Regions from separate parts of the Homo sapiens genome. Here region 2 is linked to region 1. A link is an interaction called in ENCODE POLR2A ChIA-PET data of the cell type or tissue named here. Cell type or tissue: OCI-LY7. All regions are shown on one strand. Each heading gives the region's core, and the rest is flanking DNA. Links, peaks and the distances in the headings are about the cores only.

Region 1 (5,287 bases), core at 843-4,842:
GATTGGCAAAACTCAAAAAAACTGAAGCTGTGGGGAAACAGGCAGTCCACCTACATAGCTGGTGAGACTGTAAATTGGTACAACCTTGGTGAAGGGCAATTTAGCAATTTGTATCCAGATTAGAAATGAATGTGCTCTTCAACCCAGCTGTTCTACTTCCAGGAGTTGATCCTACAGAAATGCTGGCCAATATGCAAAATAATAGATTGCAGCATTGTTGGTGGTAGCAAAGATGGAGACAACTTAAGTGTTCATTAATAGGGAACTGGTATAATAATTATGCCACATCTATAATACTAATTATCCCCAAGAAAGGAGGAGCTGCTTCATGTAAAGACAGGCCAATCTCCAAGATATATTGTTCAGTAAACAAAATGAGGGGCAGAATAGTGTATATATTGTACATTTGTTTCCAAAAGGGGAAAGAAATAATAATAAAAATATATGTATGTTTTTTACACACATATTTGTTTTTATTTCCATAGAATATTTCTAGAAAGAGACACAAGAAGCCTCATGCCAGTTGCCTCTGGAGAAGGGGACTGGTGGTAGCTGGGGGGCAGGACAAGAATTGGAGGGGGATTTACTCATTATCTTTTTGTGCTTTTTGAATTTTGAATCTCATGAATGTATTCTTTTTGAAAAATAATTTAAAACATTGTAGGCCAGGCGTACTGGTTCACACCTGTAATCCCAGCACTCTGGGAGGCCGAGGCGAGAGGATCACTTGAGGTGAGGAGTTTGAGACCAGTCTGGGCAACACGGTGAAACCTTGTCTCTACTAAAAAAACAAAACAAACAACAACAAAATTGTATATCTGTGTTGTAACTTATTTTACAGTTTTACCTAGATTAAAACTTTTTAGTTGCCATTGGAAAATTGAAAAATTTCTTCTCTTTTGTATTTTTTTTTCCTTGGGAATGTTAATGATTTCTAGCGTTTCTGGTGAACCAGGCTGTTAAGTGCACCAGAAAAATAAATTTAGAACAGTGTGAAGAAATTGAAGCCCTCAGCATGGCTTTTTACAGCAGCCCGGAAATTCTGAGGGTAAGAATTATTTTGAAGTGGAACTTACTCATTAGGTATGTTTCTGTTCTTTCTGCGCTTTTAAAATATGACAAGTACAGAATAATTTCAGTACATGATTGACACTCGAGTTTAAATTTCTCCAGTACTTTTATATCAGTGATTATTGAAATAATCCTTTAAATAATTTTTATTTTTTTATAGTTAGCTCATATTTTGCTTTTGTTGATTTTTTTCTTTCATTCATTTTGATGGTAACCAATATCTGTCTCCTGAATAAAAACAAATCTTTACGAATAACTAAAAACTTTAGAAATCATAAAAACATCTTCATGTCTGTGACAGAAATAATCTTATTAGCCCCAAAAAGGGCTCCCTCTCAGAAACAGGCCAGAAAAGAAGAGGAAATCCACTTTCTGGTTGGCAGATGACACAGGCAGTCAGGAAAGAACAGGAAATGGGAGAAGTGGGCACAATGGTGAAGGGGCCCCTTCTCTCTGGTTACAGTGACTGAACCCTAAACTGAAGAAATGATGAGGCCACTGGCCCACATGACAGATGAGATGGAGGGTGGCAAGGGAAGAAGACCTTTTTCAATGATTAAAAACCATATGATAGGCTGAGGCAGGAGGATCACTTGAGGCTAAGAGTTCAAGAACCAGCCTGGGCAACATAATGAGACCCTGTCCCTACAAAAAATAATAAAAAAAAACCTTTTGTGTCATGGTTGTGCACACCTGTGGTCCCAGCTACTCAGGAGGCTAAGACAGGAGGATCACTTGATCCTAAGAGGCTGAGGTTGCAGTGAGCTGAGGTTGCAGTGAGCTAAGGTTGCAGTGAGCTATGATCGCACTCCAGCCTGGGTGACAGAGTGAGACCTGGTCTCTAACAAAACAAAACAACTGCCCCGCCAGAAACATACGATTATTGTCAAAGGGGTCCCCTTCCCAATTTCCTTTTTATGAGGGGTACAGGGGTAGGGTGGTTCATGGCACCATTATTTATCTGGACCTCAGTTTTTAGGATCAAATTTAACCTTTCCCTCTCCCCTCATTTTCTCTCTCCCTCTCTTGTGTAAGTCAGCCATCTAGGCTTGTGAATTCTTCTAGTTAGCTTGAGCTCACAGTTGTCTTGAAGCAATTCCTTGGGCATCCAGGTACAGTTCTCTTTCAGCACAGGTCTCTCCAAACAGGTCTATTTGTCTCCCTCCCCACGTTTCTCAGTGGGCCCTTCAGAAAGAAAGCTGCAGCTCTACTGGGGAGGCAAGAGCTTGTCATTGAGGAGGCTTGGGCCAGAGGCAGGAAGACCAGTTAGGAGTCTGTGGAAATCGCCTGGGCAAGCAATGGTGGCCTTCCAGCAAGGACAGGTGCAGTGAGAGTGACCAGGAGTGCAAGAACTGTGCTTCCCACAGTGCTTATGGCCGTGAGACCATGTGGAAATATACAATAATGACCCTGGAGCATGGAGCCTTCCTGAGACTAGCTTGGTGAGCTTCTACCTGGAGGAAATGAAGATAGAAGGAAAACGCAATGTGACCTCTTTGATTAGGACATAGATTCAAACACATGCAGATGGGGAGTCTTGATCAAGGAAATTCTGTTTTCTTCTTTGTGAAGCCTTTAATAAGATGAATATACTCTTCAACTCGAGATCTGAAAAAGCAATGAAAATACTTCTTTTTGTTGTACTTAACACAATTTTTTGTGGTTTCTTTTTATCTAGGTACCTGATTCAAGAAAAAAGGTAAGAGTATTTATTTATTTTTGTAATAGAAAGTAGGATAGTTTATAATACTGTCTTATTTCTGAGCCCTTTTAAATGAATACAGTTACAATTAGAAGGGGACCTTGTTGCTAATAGCAAATACATTTGCCAAAAAGCAAGCAGAAGTGCAATAGGGAAACTCCTTAGTGGGAGTCACACTTCTGGGCTTCCCAGCTGCCTCTGTTGTTGTGGTTTTGTACTCTTCCATGGTTCAGTGACACCACTGTCGTGACCAGCAGTGGGTATGATTGACTTCTGGACATTCAGGCTATCCCTTGCTCCCTTCTTAGTCTCTTGTTAAGAAAGCTGTCCAGCTCCCAGGATGCTGCCCGTCCAGGGCAGAAGCCATAAGCACTTTGGCCAGTGGGTGTCCATACCGCGTGGGAGGCGTGCCCCGTGGTATACCTTCAGGGCTTTATTTGAGGGTGGGTTCTTTTCAAAGCCTTATCGCCCCAGCCCAGGGTTCTACTTGATTGTGGTCAGGATGTCAGGGTCTCTTCGTGGCTATGTCAGAAGGAATGTGGATCCCTCACCCCTTATTCTAGGGTTTGCACCCTAGGTCTGCCTGTGAACACAGTCCCCATGGAGGCCTGAGTTGGTGGCTTTGTCATAGTTTCCCACCCTGTGGAACTGGCCAGCCTAGGTTCAAACCTCAGCTTTGCCATTATTTTCTTGTCGGACTGACACCGTGGTCTCCCTTTGTTGAGTGGATGGTAAGCGTCCGTGCAGAGGCATGACACAAGGCCAAGTGGGAGAAGCACATGAGGTGCTGGTGCGGCATCTGCGCATGGGATGCACTCGGGATGGGGATGCACTGGCTGTGATTGACTTCACTGATGCTCTGCACACAAACATGTTTGAGGGAGATGTTTGAAAGGAAATAGCCATGTGACTTTGGGTCTCACACAACGGTGTGTGAGGCTGGATCCTGTCTTCTGTGAAGGGTGGGAAGACCTATTATGAGGAATGATGGATGTTACTTGTGTTTTCAAACTTGTTTTAGTTATAGAGACCCTTTCTTAAATGCAGTCTGAAGTGGAACCCTCTCTAGAGTGTAACACACAGACTGAATGTGGAGCTGTGCTGGTTGGAGCAGGGATGGGGCCTGAAGCCCTCCACCTGCCCAGTCTCCTTCTCTCTCCTCTTTGGTCCCAGTGAAGAACCCTAGGGCTCCCAGGAATGCAGTGTGAAAGTCATGCAATGGGCTAGCTCTCACCTCCCTCCAACCCCTAGAGAGTGCTTGGATTTTACCACTCAAAACTGGAACCGTCTGTGGGGGCAGCAGCCCTATCAGCCTTGTTCATGATATATCCTTATTTCTAACGCAGCGTCCAGTAGGTACTGGGCACTCAATGAGTTACGCATTTAGTGATGAATGACTAGGAAGGAGGTGGGTCCATTCAGGGTGGGAAGACCTATTATGAGGAATGTGATGGATGTTACTGGAAGGCTTGGAGCAGGTGCCAGGACTGTTCTAAGTGCTGTATGTGTCTGACGTCTTTGAATCCTCTTGGCTGTCCTAGGAGGTAGGTTCAGTTACTGTCACTCTCTGGCAGATGAGTCACAGGAGATGAATGAGCTGCCCATGGCTGCACAGCTGGGAAGTGGCAGAGCTGGGACAGGGATCTAGGTGGTCTGGCCCCAGGGACCTTATACTTTACCACCATACTGGGCCAGCTCTACTCTGTGAGCCCATGTGACAGGCTTCACACACCTTCCTTCTTTGCATCCTGTGGCCACACAGGACGTGGCAGACTGGGACTTCCAACTTAGGTCTGTGTGACACCAAAGGTTGTGCTCTAAAGGACAAGCATGTAAACTAATAGTAGGAATTTGTTTAAAATTTTCTTAAAAAGCAGATTTTAAGGTTAGAGGATCAGGAGTATAGAAATTGGGTCTAATCTCCCCACTAAGTGAAGACTGTTATGATTGCCTGGAATCATTGTCAGTATCTGTGGAGCCATCAGTGAAAGATTCCAGGGTAGCCCTGTAGTTTCATTGAGTATGCTGGAGTTCTTTACCAGTGTGTGTGTGGTTTGGGAATGGTATGTGGTAGAAGAGGAATCAAGGAAATCAGCACAGCGCTACTGTTTCCTTCTCGGGACAGTTGAGTGAGCTGTCGAGACGAGGGCAGCTCCTGCCATTGACACCAGGACTCTCCAAAGCTCATTGACACTGAATCCTTCGGTTTTTGCCAATTCCACGCACACACCATGGAAGTGGCTCCAGCAGAGGCTGGTATGGCAGGCTATGCTCTTTCTTGGAACCCGGTGTCATTGCTGAATCAGGGGCCACTATGCTCAGAGTAAGGAACCCGGGGTTGCCCTTGTGTTAAACAAGAGCTAATTGAATAACAGCCTAGGACCCCCTCCATGCTGAAACCCCTTGGTGCGGCATGTTATGCAGAGGGCCTCACAGTGACTAGCATTGCCCTTCTGCCATTCTCGTCACATGACAGCTCACGTCTTTGTTACTGAGTCATGTCACTTTCTTCTA
Region 2 (5,287 bases), core at 495-4,494, 830 kb before region 1:
TCCATCGCAGAAGCAGAATCTCAAGCCTGAAGGATACCTAGTTTGTGGAATCCTGAATGTGAGAAGTTTTTAGATTCATAAGATGCTTTAAAAATCCTAGAGGAGGCCAGGCGCAGGCTCACGCCTGTAATCCCAGCAATTTGGGAGACCAAGGAGGGAGATCACCTGAGCCCAGGCGTTTGAGGCAAGCCTGGGCAACACAGTGAGATCCCATCTCTATAGAAATGCTAAAAATTAGCTGGGCCTGGTGACTTACACCTGTGGTCCCAGCTACTCCAGAGGCTGAGGCAGGAGGATTGCTGAAGCCTAGCAGTTCAGTACCAGCCTGGGCAACTGATATGGTTTGGCTCTGTGTCCACACCTAAATCTCACCTTGAATTGTAGTTCCCATAATCCCCATGTATCATGGGAGGGACCCTGTGAAAGGTAATTTAATCATGGGGGCAGTTACCCTCATGCTGTTTTCATGATAGTGAGTGAGTCCTCAAGAGATCTGATGATTCTATAAGGGGCTTTTCCCCCTTTTGCTTGGCACTTCTTCTTCCTACCACCATGTGAAGAAGGACATGTTTGCTTCCCCTTCCACAATGATTGTAAGTTTCCTGATGCCTCCCCAGCCCTGCGGAACTGTGAGTCAATTAAGCCTCTTTCCTTTATAAATTATCCAGTCTTGGGCAGTTCTTTATAGCAGCATGAGAACGGGCTAATACAACAACATAGTGAGACCCTGTCTCTACAGAAATTTTAAAAATTAGCCTGGCATGGTGGTCCATGCCGGTGGTCCCAGCTACTTGGGAGGGTGAGGTGGGAGACTCCCTTGAGCCCAGGAAGTCAAGGCTGCAGTGAGCCATGATCACACCACTGCACTCCAGCTTGGGTAACAGAGCAAGACCTTGTCTCAAAAAAAAGAAAACTCCTAGAGGAAACAACAGTACCTTGGCCTCCCAGAATTTTGGACTCAAGATATAATATTCATGGATTTTGAATCTTAATATCCAGGCATCTGAAGGTCAACTCTGATTTACAGAATCTCAACTGGGGATTGGCCCAGTTCTTGGCCCCCTGCTGCCTTTGCCTCTTAGAACTTGTGAACTCAGGACTTATTATCATAGAGCCTTAGAGTATCCGCCACCACAGCATCTTAGGGCCAGATCCCGAGTTCATGATCACTAGACTCGCTGCATCTCAGAATCTTGGAATCTTTTTTTTTTTTTTTTTGAGACAGGGTCTCACTCTGTCACCCAGGCTGGAGTGCAGTGGCACAATCATAGCTCACTGAAGCCTTGACCCTCTGAGCTCAAGTGATCTTCCCACCCCAGCCTCCCAAGTAGCTGGGACTACAGGTGTGCACCAACAAGCCTGGCTTTTTTTGCATCTTTTTTTTTTTTTTGAGATGAGTCTTGCTCTTGTTGCCCAAGCTGGAGTGCAATGGCGCGATATTGGCTCACTGCAACCTCCACCTCCCAGGTTCAAGCGATTCTCCTGCCTCAGCCTCCCAAGTAGCTGAGATTATAGGTGCGCACCACCACGCCTGGCTAATTTTTGCATTTTCAGCAGAGACAGGGTTTCACCATGTTGGCCAGGCTGGTCTTGAACACCTGACCTCAAGTGATCTGCCCACCTCAGCCTCCCAAAGTGCTGGGATTACAGGTGTGAGCCACCGCACCTGGCCTTCTTTTATTTTATTTTTTTTTTTTTGTATCTTTTGTCAAGACAGGATTTCACCATGTTGCCCATGCTGGTCTTGAACTCCTGGGCTCAAGCGATCTGCCCCCCTTGGCCTCCCAAAGTGCTGGGATTACAGGTAAGAGCCACCGCACCCAGTGGAATCTTCTATTCTGAAACTCGAAACAAAGTTGGAAGGGGTAGTTACCGTTCCTTCATCCATCCATCTATCCATGCATCCATGCATCCATCCATCCATCCATCCATCCATCCATTTGTCAGGTCCTGGGTACATGCTGGCACTTAGGCCCAGATCAAAAGTCTCAGGAGTCAGACAAGCAAAGGACAGCGTCTCCATCAGCCCCCGTGGCACCCCTGCCCAGCCCGGGGCCCCACCTCGATAGTAGATGTCACGGAAGGGCGAGTTAATGAACTCCCTCATGTTGCCGGTGCGCTCCGCGATGTCCAGCAGCACAGGGATGGTGTCGTTGCGGCCATTGCTCAGGTTCAGCAAGGCCTTGGGCAGGCAGGTCTTCCCCGTAGATGGCTCTAGCAAGAGAGACACACAAGATGACGCAGTGCTCCAGCCCATGACCTTGAACTTCCAGGCATCGGGGTACAGAACACTGGGTAGGGGGTCAGATGTCCTGGCTGTCAACATCTCCTCTCCAAGCCTGTTTCCTCATCTGTCCAGTGGGGACCCAGGGCCACTCTATCTTTCTGCCTCCAGTGGTGCTGAGAGGGTACAATAAACGCATGGGGTTAGGTGCTTTGAAATGTGAGAGGCTTCAGCCTACAGATTGGTATTTATTTAATTAATCTTATTTGGGAAGATTTTGTATTTATTTTTATTTATTAATATCCTTTTTTTTGAGAGAGAGGGTCTCGCTCTGTCATCCAGCCTGGGGTATAGTTGTGCAATCCTAGCTCATTGCAGCCTCCGATTCCTGGGCTCAAGTGATCCTCCCACCTCAGCCTCCCAAGTAGCAGCTAAGACTACAGGTGTGCACCTCCATGCTCAACTAATTTTTTAATTTTTATTTTCGTAGAGAAGGGATCTCACTCTGTTACCCAGGCTGGTCTCAAACACCTGGCCTCAAGTGATCCTCCCACCTCAGCCTCCCAAAGTGCTGGGATTACAGATGTGAGCCACCACACCTGGCCCTCGAAAAGATTTATGTAAAGTGCTTCATAAACAAATAAATGGTTAGAATGCTGGGTTAAACAAAGCCAATCATAATTCCTTACTACAGGACTTCTCAGAGCCTTTCATACACTAACAGGGACTGTGAACCTGTAAAAGCAAGACACACTAGGCAGCATTCACCCACCTGTCAGAGCATCGAATCCTTTTCCCATGAAGCATTTACACTGGTGCCCCTAGAAGGGAGTGGAGGGGTGCAGCGTTCCCCAAAGTGTGGGACTGTGTGCCACAGTGGATGTGAACTGACCTTAGGGGATCCAGGAGAGAATCTTGGGGGTTCTAGGGGGTGCAACAATAATAACCCTGAAGGTTTCATCCACTATCGAATCTTTCTCATGAAGTCAACTCTCCGTTTGGTACTAGCGGGTCCTTAACACCTCTCACTAACGCTTGCTGATGTCTCTTTGCAAGTTTCTTTCTGTTGTAGCTATTTTTATGGTTACCTGAGTTGATTTATATCTCAAAAGAGTAAGTTGAAAACTCCCCTGTGAATCAAGGACAGGGCAAAATCAGCCAGGGGCTCAGGAATGGCCAGAGGGTGGGAGACGCAGGTGTGGGTTCAGGTGCCCGTTCTGAAGCCAGGCACCTCAGGTTTGAGGCCTGGCTTTGCTCCCCACAGCTGTATGACCATTTCTCTGCTTAGGGTCCTTTCTGGCTAAATTAAAGCTATGAAGGGAAATCAAAGAGCTAATCAGTGTTTGTTGATTAGCCCAGTACCAGGCAGATAGCAGTCTTTGATAAATATTACTGTTGCTGTTATCAATCCATGAGACGGGATTTAGGAACCGTCTCCCTAAATGCCGGGAATCAGTGGGGCAGACTCAAGAGACCTGAATTCTAGTCTCAGCCCTTCCAGGAGCAGGGTTGTTTGGGACAAGTCTTGTTCCCAGTTGCTTTCCCGCTGTCCACCTGGCGCCCAGCTCAGAGGCGACACCAAACCTCTCATGGAATAATGTGGCCCAGCCACCATCCCTCTCACATGCCTAAGACACCTCCTTTATTTCCCTCATTTCCCCCAGCCTCTCTGGCCTTCCTTTATCCACTTTCCACATAGCAGCTGGAATGGTCATTTCAGACTGCAATAGACCACGGTGAACTACAGGGTCTTTGCACCTGCTGTCTCTGAACCCCCACCCCAATCTGAAACATTCTTCCCTCCTCTTTTCACCTGGTTAACTGCAACTCACTCAGACTCTGCTCAAGTGTTACCTCCTCCAGGAAGCTCTCCTGGATTTTCCCTGACTAGGTCAAATCCTCCAGTACAGCCTTTTGTTGACACCTGTTACAGTTCATAACTGTGTGCTTATTTATGTGGTTGCTTGGTCAATGATGGTCCTGTCCAGGAGCCTGTGGGCACCTTGAGGGCAGGGTGATGTCTGCTTTGCTCACTATCATTCGGCCTCTGCCAAGCACAGTGCCTGGTATGTGGTAGGTGCCCAACAACCATTTGCTGAGTTAACACACATTGAATGAAGGCGAGAGCTGGGCACCCCAGGTAATTCCAAACCATAGGTGACCCAAAGTGGAACTAGAGACCCTGGATTCGGGCTTTCAGACACAGGTTATAGACCCAGGGAGGGGACGCCTGGGTCCTGGGAGAAGATGTCAGGAGCAGCATCTTCCCAGAGATGAGGTGGAACATGCAGTTCCAGGAACCAGCCACCAGGTGGCGAAGTGGCTCTGCCCAGGGTGGGGTGCTGTAGCCAGGGGCTCTAAATTGACAATTGCCAAATTGGAGGTTGTGAAACTCTGCGGAGGGGAGGTGGGGGCACAGGAGGGCGTCCCAGACTTCCCTGATAATCAGATGAGCTCATGACCTTTTAGCCATGCAGGGACGGATCCAGGTTTTGTGGGACGTAGACTAGGTCGAGGACCTCAGAAAGGGCCTTAGCCAGGGGCCCTGGCACTTAATTAGTATCATGGACCTCACAGTAAGTCTCCCTCTATGCACATACGCTAGCCTCTGCAATTTCAGAGACCCACCTCCAAAGCCTATCTTAGAGTCCCCCACCCACACTCATGCACAGACACACATGCATCTGGGTTCCTGGACTATGCTAGAAGCCCCCAACTCAGTCCTGAATTCAGAAGAAGCCAGAGGCCTTGACAAGCTAGCCTGGTGCTGAAGGCACAGGTGCCAGCATCCATCTCCCAGGATTCGCTCTACCCCAAGATTCCGCACTTTTGCCTCACGTACTTGGTGGACCAGGAGAGGCCATTTGGCCAGGGCTTAAACATGGGTTATCTCCGAATGAGATTACTCATGCCATCACTGAGCTACTCCAGGAGCAGAGAGAAGCCCCGTCCTCCCACAGCTCTAAACTTGTGCCTCCAAACGAGGCCACGTCGCGTGGCCAGGAACCATGAATGAATATTTTTCATAAATCCAGCAATTGTATTTTCTTTTTTTTTTTGAGA

The links. ChIA-PET counts read pairs that join two places held together with the same protein. Peaks named below come from ENCODE experiments on the same cell type or tissue, not always from the same donor. Only the 100,000 strongest peaks of a DNase experiment are listed, where the experiment ranks them.
Region 2: POLR2A ChIA-PET joins it to region 1 with 9 read pairs; 1 of 35 experiments calls an interaction of 5 or more read pairs at or near these places.

Annotation. Positions count from the first base shown.
Region 1 is chr12:110,633,732-110,639,018 of GRCh38, forward strand. TCTN1 (tectonic family member 1) reads left to right here. Exons shown (of 15, transcript NM_001082538.3): 6 at 939-1,048; 7 at 2,750-2,770. Among named protein-coding and RNA genes, the nearest start is that of TCTN1, 22 kb to the left of the region's middle. In OCI-LY7, for the core only: no CTCF peak of the experiment used is centred there; a DNase peak (open chromatin) is centred at 2,980.
Region 2 is chr12:109,800,930-109,806,216 of GRCh38, forward strand. TRPV4 (transient receptor potential cation channel subfamily V member 4) reads right to left here. Exons shown (of 16, transcript NM_021625.5): 4 at 2,062-2,214. Among named protein-coding and RNA genes, the nearest start is that of MIR4497, 30 kb to the right of the region's middle. In OCI-LY7, for the core only: no CTCF peak of the experiment used is centred there; no DNase peak of the experiment used is centred there.